Linked DNA regions of Mus musculus: region 1 is linked to region 2. Evidence: chromatin contacts called from ENCODE Hi-C or POLR2A ChIA-PET data. All regions are on one chromosome and are shown on one strand. The core of a region is the stretch at or near the end of the contact, and the rest is flanking DNA. Distances in the headings are between cores, read along the strand shown. Region 1 overlaps Nhsl2 (NHS-like 2). Region 2 holds the start of Taf1 (TATA-box binding protein associated factor 1).

The links. Hi-C counts contacts between places; a loop is a spot of excess contacts on that map. ChIA-PET counts read pairs that join two places held with the same protein, here RNA polymerase II (POLR2A).
Region 1: a loop to region 2 is called in a map of heart, with 2.6 times the contacts of the local background. The contact joins the enhancer-like site here to the promoter of Taf1 in region 2. A Hi-C loop is called at or near these places in 1 of 37 maps with a recorded cell type or tissue (heart). POLR2A ChIA-PET finds 5 or more read pairs at or near these places in 1 of 5 experiments (Patski).

Annotation. Positions count from the first base shown.
Region 1 is chrX:101,953,003-101,956,750 of GRCm38, forward strand. The region is part of intron 1 of Nhsl2 (NHS-like 2); the gene reads left to right. Among named protein-coding and RNA genes, the nearest start is that of Gm25828, 42 kb to the left of the region's middle. Within about 2 kb of position 1,294, at least 1 of the 3 ENCODE cell types and tissues checked has a DNase peak (open chromatin) inside an H3K27ac peak, as active enhancers do; it is heart, where a contact is called at or near this core.
Region 2 is chrX:101,531,173-101,535,119 of GRCm38, forward strand. It overlaps Taf1 (TATA-box binding protein associated factor 1), which reads left to right and starts at 1,563. Exons shown (of 39, transcript NM_001290729.1): 1 at 1,563-1,829; 2 at 2,323-2,437; 3 at 2,573-2,689. The coding sequence starts at 1,650.

The sequences.
Region 1 (3,748 bases), core at 44-2,543, 420 kb after region 2:
TGAATGATTCATCAGGCTCTCTCAGGGTCAAACCTTAGGTCTACAAAGACCTTCAGCATCACGGGGAAGCAGTCGTTAGCTACAGCTTTCCACACTTTCCTCAAAGGGAACAGTAGGACCTGGATTAGGGTTTCTTTGGCTTCCACAAATGCTGTCTGGGCAAGCAGTGCTGTGCCTACCTATGTTCCATTCAGCCCAGAGGATAGGCCGTGCCCTCACAAATCTGGATTCTCTTCTGCATGTTTATTGTCTCCAAAGCAGAGGTGGGACCTTAGCTGCAGGCTGTGATCTGTGTTTCTTACAGTCTAAGGAAACAAGCAATATATTACTAATAAAGAAAATAAAACAGGCAGTGGCAAACACCAGAGGCGGGTGCAAAGGCGATGTGGACTTTAACTGCATAACTTTTTGATCTACTAGTAAATCCTTCTTAACCCCAGAGCCATGTCCATGTCATGCACTTGATTCAACTGCACATCCTGCCAAGGTTCCAGGGTCATCTTAGTTGCCTCTCTCTCTCCCATCTGTTCCAATTTCTGGTGCACATTCCTAACTCACAGCTCCTGCTCCTATTCCCATGCTTAGGTCTTGTTTTGCTTTGCTTTAGAAACAGTCTCACTATTATTCTTAACTATGTTGCTCTGGCTGTCCTATAACTCACTTTGTAGACCAGGTTGGTCTCAAACTCAAGGAGATCTGCCTGCCTCTGCCTCCCAAGTGCATGTGTCACTATGCCCAGCTCTGTGTCCCGCTCCTTAACTCAAAGCATTTCACACACTCAAGCCCCACACCTGTCTGCCTTTCTCATTAGGAGCTATTTTACAGCTTTTAATTTTGAAATGGTAAATGTTTGCTATAATGCTTGAATTTCAAAGTCCTTTATGACATCATCGTTTAACTGACCCTTCCTGAGTGTGTCTGGTGTGTGTGAGTGGAGGAGGGGTGCAATTTGATGCTGTGGAAAGCCCATCTCACCTGAACTTTGGAGTCACACATAACTGAGTCATATAGCCCCTCCCCTATTCTTTAGCGGTTTGTTCCCTGCCTTCGCCCCCATCTTCCCCTGGTCCTCAGTCTCTATCCCCATCAGAAGTTGTAATGAATCGACGCGAGGTTCTGGTGTGTGTGTGGGGGGGGGGGTGAATAATGCTGGGGTTCATACAGGACTGGGGCCCAGGAGGGCAGAGCAGGCCAAGTGTGCCCCGGCTGGTTTGCGTGAGCAGAGCAGCTCTGTGCAGCTCCGCGCGTCACCAGGCGCGTGCGGAGGCGGCAAGAGCGGCGGGCGGTGAGTCATGGTCCCCGCGCACCTCCGGAACTGGAGGCTGCTTGGCGCAGCACAGCCCCCGCCTAGCTCCCTGCTCCTCCCCGCTCCTGGGGCGGACGGGCGGCATGAAAGCCTGATGCCGGGCGGCAGAGGGCGCTGCTGTGCAGCTGCTGGCAAGCCAAACAAAAAAGGCTGGAGCTGCCTCTGGCTGGGAGGGATGAACAGCAGCCCAGAGGCGGGGCGAATGGGGGAATGAATGCCAGGGCAGCCTTGCTGTTTTTAAGAGAAAGGAAGTGTACTTCAGAATGATTCATCCCTGCACAGAGTGATGGGGCAGTGGATCCCCCTACCCACCGAAGGAGAATGCCTTTCTTGCTTAGCCTAAGCTGTCTAAAGTTAGCAGCATTATCCATTCCTTAGAGAGGGTCCCTGATAGAGCGGGTTACCTCTTTTCAAAATGGATCTGCCCAAGGGACTTAGCCTGCAACCTTCTTTCCTCTGATGATTGCCACTTGAGGAAAGTGGCCTAAGATTTGAGCTGACAGTAATGCAGGGCAAGAGAACGTGCTCTACTTATCGGTGACCAACGTCCCACTGTCGTCGTGTTTTTTTTTGTCTTGAAATTGCTCTGTGTGTGTGTCCTTGAGCTTTTGCTCAGGGTAGAACCCAGAGCCTTGTGCATAATAGATAAGTGCTATTCAACTGAGCAACATCCCCAAACCCAAACTTAAGCACCATCATTCATTCATTCATTCACTGTGAACATCTTCACAATGTTTGAAAGCCAGTCACAGTGCAGAGAAGGAAGAGAACCAAATGTTAAAACAATGATCCTTAGCAGAAAACAGCTTATGCTTGACCCGGGACACCTAAGTAAATACATGCAAGAGCTTCATGCTGCACCTTGGAACTGAGTTGTTTTGGTCGCTGATGCATTCTGGGAGCACACAACAGTTACTGACACACAATAGACACTCATTTGTCCAGGGAATGCTAGAGACGTTCAGGAGAGTACATGGGACCCAGAAGAGTCCAGGATGAAGATGTTAGCCAGATGGAGATTAAGACAGAGAGAAAAGAGCCTTGGCAAAATAGAGGTCTCCATCCTCACCTCCCTGTGCCTCCCTTCCCTCATTCAAGGAGAAAAGCAGAGACCTGGCTCTGAATCTAAATGTGCTTCCAGAAATGAGCCCAAGTGTATAGGTTAGGGCCTGGCCAGAGCTTCTGACCTCTGACTTAGCTCGGCTTCAGATTACAAACTTGCCTATTTTCCGTGCTCCTCTCCCCCCCCACCCCCTCACTCTGTCTTCCCTCAAACTCCCCTAGAATAAATTATCTATGACATGAAAGTCTGTACTTGTGTTTTGTCATGAGGTTTATTTTTTGTATTAATTGTATTTCAAAATAAAGGCTTTGTTGTTTACAGATCTTTATACTAGCACAATTTTGCTGTAGGAAAACAAGTCAACACTTTTGTACTAAGAATAAAATAAAAATCCAGCCATAGTTTCACCGTCCAAAGTAGTGCTTGGCGTTTGGAATGCTTCCATTACAATTCACACACACTGGCACTCATCCAGTTAGAACTGGTACAGACTGAATCTTATGTTCCTAAGAAAAACATGAGCTTGGACAGTGGTCTCTTGCCCTCTATCAATAACTCTGATGGCAAGACGTTTTGGCTGAGAATCCCAAACTTGATTCTTTAAGCAGCTGAGGCTCCTCAGTGTAAGTCCTTGGGAAAGTTCAGAGAGCTTTCTCTGAGCCAGTGCTGTTTCCACACCATGGTATGGATGCCTCCCTAAGTCTATTTCAGAGGGCCACAGGAAAGAAGTGCTGAACTCCTTGCTGGGAGGGAAAGGTGGAGAAGGGACCTATTGCCCCACTTGTCCAAGGGAGAATCCCTAAAGCAAGTCCATAACCCTGGGTAACTTTTTGGGAAGCTGATTTTCTCAGCTTCTTTAACGCTTCAATATAAGTATGGGAACTCTTTTCTGTCTTTAGTCCTTGCCTTTCAAAGACACACACACACACACACACACACAGTCCCTGCTTTCAGTGTAACACGTCTTCATATCGAAGGAGCTTAGGTGAATAGTCTAGAGTCAGACAAGGGGTCAGAGATAGATTTGAGACTGGAACATCCTTTCAGACAGTTAAGCTAAAGTGCTCTTAGGTGATTCCTCTATTCAGAAGCTTTTGAGACACCCTCCTCCCTGTAGACTGGAATGGATGATGCTGAGTCTGACAATCAAGGTCCTCCATGGCCTCTTGATTCAGCTCAGCTCTTCTTCCCAGACTGACTTTTCGCTTCCCAGGATCCTCTTCTTCACTCTCTTTCACCATGCTTTAGAGTTCGCTTGTCAGGGTGCCCGAGCTCTCTGAGTTTCTGGGAGATAGGGTGAGAAAGGACTCACTCCATTTCTCAGGCTGGCCTTGAACTTAAGATGTCTATTATGGCTAACATTGATTTTGAAGTTGACA
Region 2 (3,947 bases), core at 313-2,812:
ACTCAACATCAAGCAGCTCCAACTCCAGAGGCAGTCAACAGTTCTGGCCTCTGTGAACAACTGCACTTCAGTGCATATACCCGTGCACAGACACATACAGATCATTTCAAAAATAAATCTTAAAAAAAGAAAATGTCCCCATGTATATACTAAAGAGAGGTGATCAAATATAATCGCACGACTGAACTTGTTGGCAGAGACCTATAATTTCAGTTAGTTGGGAAGCAAAGAATGGAAAATTCAAGGCCTGGCCCAGGAAACTTAAGTGGGACTCTGCCTCAGAACAAACTAAACATGAACAAGCAAACAGGCACAAAAAATGCAAAGTAGGAACTCTGAACAGATCCTCGGTTTGGCCACAGTGAAGATGCTCCAATTCAAACAAGTCTGTGTGCCACCATGGTGATCTGAAACATGAAATATGTCCTCAGGATGGGGCTCCGGGGTTGGTGGCAGATATGTTACCTACAGAGGCACCTCACTGGTTCAATATGTCTATTTACACAAATATATAGAGTACTTAAAAAACTTTTTTTTAAAGATAGGGTTTCCCCTAGTAGCCTGGAGCTTAACTATGTATACTATGCTGGTCTTACAGAGACAATTCTTTTTTTTTTTTTTTTTTTTTTTTTTTTTTAGTTATTTCGAGACAGGGTTTCTCTGTGTAGCCCTGGCTGTCCTGGAACTCACTTTGTAGACCAGGCTGGACTCAAACTCAGAAATCCGCCTGTCTCTGCCTCCCGAGTGCTGGGATTAAAGGCGTGCGCCACCACTGCCCGGTTCAGAGACACTTCTACCTCAGGTTTCCATTCCTGGCAAAATAAGGTTATTTTTTAAGTACAGGGAATTGAATCTATGTTGGCCAGTGAGCTGTATCCCAGCCTTGTATATTTCTGTCTCTCTTTCACTTTCTCTCCCCTCTTCAACCCCCCCCCCCTTCTCCCACTCGGTTTCTTTCTTCTCTCCATGCTTTTACACATTTACACACATATATACATACATACACACACACATATATATGCATATATGTGTATGTATATATATATATATATATATACATATATATATATATATATATAGTGCTGGGAATCATATGTGCGCTTAAAAAAACTATGAAAATGTTTAATGTTTGTGAATCTTGAAGTTTCGGTTGCTCATTTTACTAAGCTTAACATTTTACCATGGGAAAATGTAAATTCAAAATAAGTAAGTAGCAGTCGTCCCCCTATCACAATTCATAGTAATGTTCCTTTGGGGAACGGCACAAACCGGAAAAGACGGCTCAAATCATTATTGTGTAGTGTGTACTGTAGCCGGTGACGCGCGGTTTCCAGAGGTCGTAGGTCACGCCGCCTCAGATCTACTTTCTTATTGGAGAAAAATCTGCCGCTCTTACCATAGCAACCAGAACGGACCCGCGCAGTTGATGGGCGGGACTGGTTTGTTTGACCAATCACCTTCCAGTTATCCAGCCTGATCTTGGGCGGACCAATCAAACACATCAAAGGAAGTAGCCATCCCGACATCAAAGGATCACGTAGGACGGCCCATCCTTCCCCCCTTTTTTTCAACTTCCGGTAGCCTCTGGTTGGGTCAGGGAGCGCTGCAAGTCACCCGTGTGCGACTGACGTATTTTTTCTTTCCCGCCCATGGGCCCGGGGTGGGCTGGGCTGCTGCAGGACAAGGGTGGCGGTAGCCCTTCCGTCGTCATGTCCGACACAGACAGCGACGAAGAGTCGGCTGGTGGAGGCCCATTTTCTCTAACTGGGTTCCTGTTCGGCAACATCAATGGAGCAGGGCAGTTGGAAGGCGAAAGCGTCTTGGATGACGTGAGTCGTGGGCCTGGGGCGGCGGGTGCTGTGGCTAGGGAGAACTGGAGACAGCGCGAGAGGGCTCAACTCGGAGGAAGGACGAAGAGGAAAAGTCTTAAGTGTCAGTCACTGATGCTGAGGTGTTGGCTTCGAAGGTAACATTCTCCTTGCCTGGTAGGAAAGATAATAGTTAACTCTAGTAAGGTTATCAGAACCGCCACTGTGGAAGGCCTTCTTAAAGACCCTTGGAACTCTGCTTTTTCTGGCTTTTGCTGATCCTAATGGCTCCAAAGCCAGGACTACGGATGGAACGTGTGTTGTTCGGAACTGATCTGTATGGAATTTAGCAGATTTCCTATATAGTTCTTGAATGTGATGTTTCTTTGAGCAGCACTTCATGAAATAATTTCTCAGATGGATTTGTGACTTTGTTATGAGCAAGGGAAATATACTTGTGTAGGACCTTCAGGTTTAGTTGTTATTTTCGACCCTCATGCTGTCCCCTTTTCAGGAGTGCAAGAAGCATCTTGCGGGCTTGGGGGCTTTGGGTCTTGGCAGCCTGATCACTGAACTCACAGCAAATGAAGAATTGTCCGGGAGTGATGGTGCCCTGGTAAATGATGAAGGTAAAGTGTGGGCCATGGGGAGGACAGTGTGGGTGGGGGGAGGAGATTAGCCTGTTGTACGCTTTTCAGTGGGGATTTTCTAAGGAAGTGATAATTACTTGCTTTCTCTTGAGACGTCTCCCTTTTTATCCATAGGATGGATTAGGAGTAGAGAGGATGCTGTGGACTATTCTGACATCAACGAGGTGGCAGAAGATGAAAGTAGAAGATACCAGCAGACAATGGGAAGCTTGCAACCCCTTTGCCACACAGGTGATTCTCTCTCCGCCCCCCCCCCCCCTTCTTGTTTTCTAGCAATGGGTCTTTCAACATAGCCCTGCCTGACCTGGAACTCATTATGCATGCAAGATTGTCCCAAACTCATAGAGATGCATTTGCCTCTGTTTCCCAAGTGCTAGGATTAGACATGTTCCCCACTACGCTTGGTATTCTTTAATGTTGCAAAATTGGCAGTTTAGTACATTTTCTTCCTGAATAAGTCTGTTTTGGGCTCTGTCTTGTATATTTAATCTCTGCCATTGTTCTTGCCTGCCAATACATTTGCTCTGTATGCTGTTTCCACTGTCAATTCAGTGCCAAGTAGTAGGTATTCTCTTACCAAATTCAAGCTTTTATTTTTATAATGTTCGGTCTCAAATTGTTGATTAATGACAAGGGTGAAAATGATTTCTTGTCATCTCATATATTTTAGTGCCTGTAGATTTGATATAACTATTCTTATATGCTTTTCAAAGTTAAAGATGAAAACAAACCCACTCTTTGCCCTTAAGATTTTAAGATTAAGAAGGGTTATGTTTATAATCTCATGTCAATGAGCAAATGTATTTTGACTCAAATCATTCCCCTATTATACTTCTTTTTCTTCAAAACATAAGTATTTTCCCTGCTGTATTTTAGAATAACAGTCTCAGAATCGGAAGAGGTTTATTTGTTTGGCCTCTGCCTCTGGAGTGTTGGGATTAAAGTCTTGTATCACCACACTCTGCTTTTATTTTCTATTTTTGAAACTTTTAGGCCTCAAAATTGATTACGTAGCTGAGGTTTGTTTTGGAACTCCTTTGATATTCCTGCTTCTACCTATCAAGTTTTGGGATTATAGACATTCGTAACTTGGGAGAGATTTTTAAAATTTTTATTTATTATTTATTATATGTAAGTACAATGTAGCTGTCTTCAGACACTCCAGAATAGGGAGTCAGATCTCATTATAGATGGTTGTGAGCCACCATGTGGTTGCTGGGATTTGAACTCTGGACCTTCGGAAGAGTAGTCAGGTGCTCTTACCCACTGAGCCATCTCACCAGCCTGGGAGAGATTTTATTATTTCTTTTTTTGTTCACTTTTGTTTCATATTCATAATTTCATTAGCTTAGTATATTAAAAACAACAGTAGCGTATAGTAGCAATGCTCAAAGCTTTCTATAGGAGGAAATAACATTTTATTAGGGAAGACATTAGGTGGCCAGTCAGGTTGCAATGCTGGGTGAAAGTGGAGATCAGCATTTCAAAT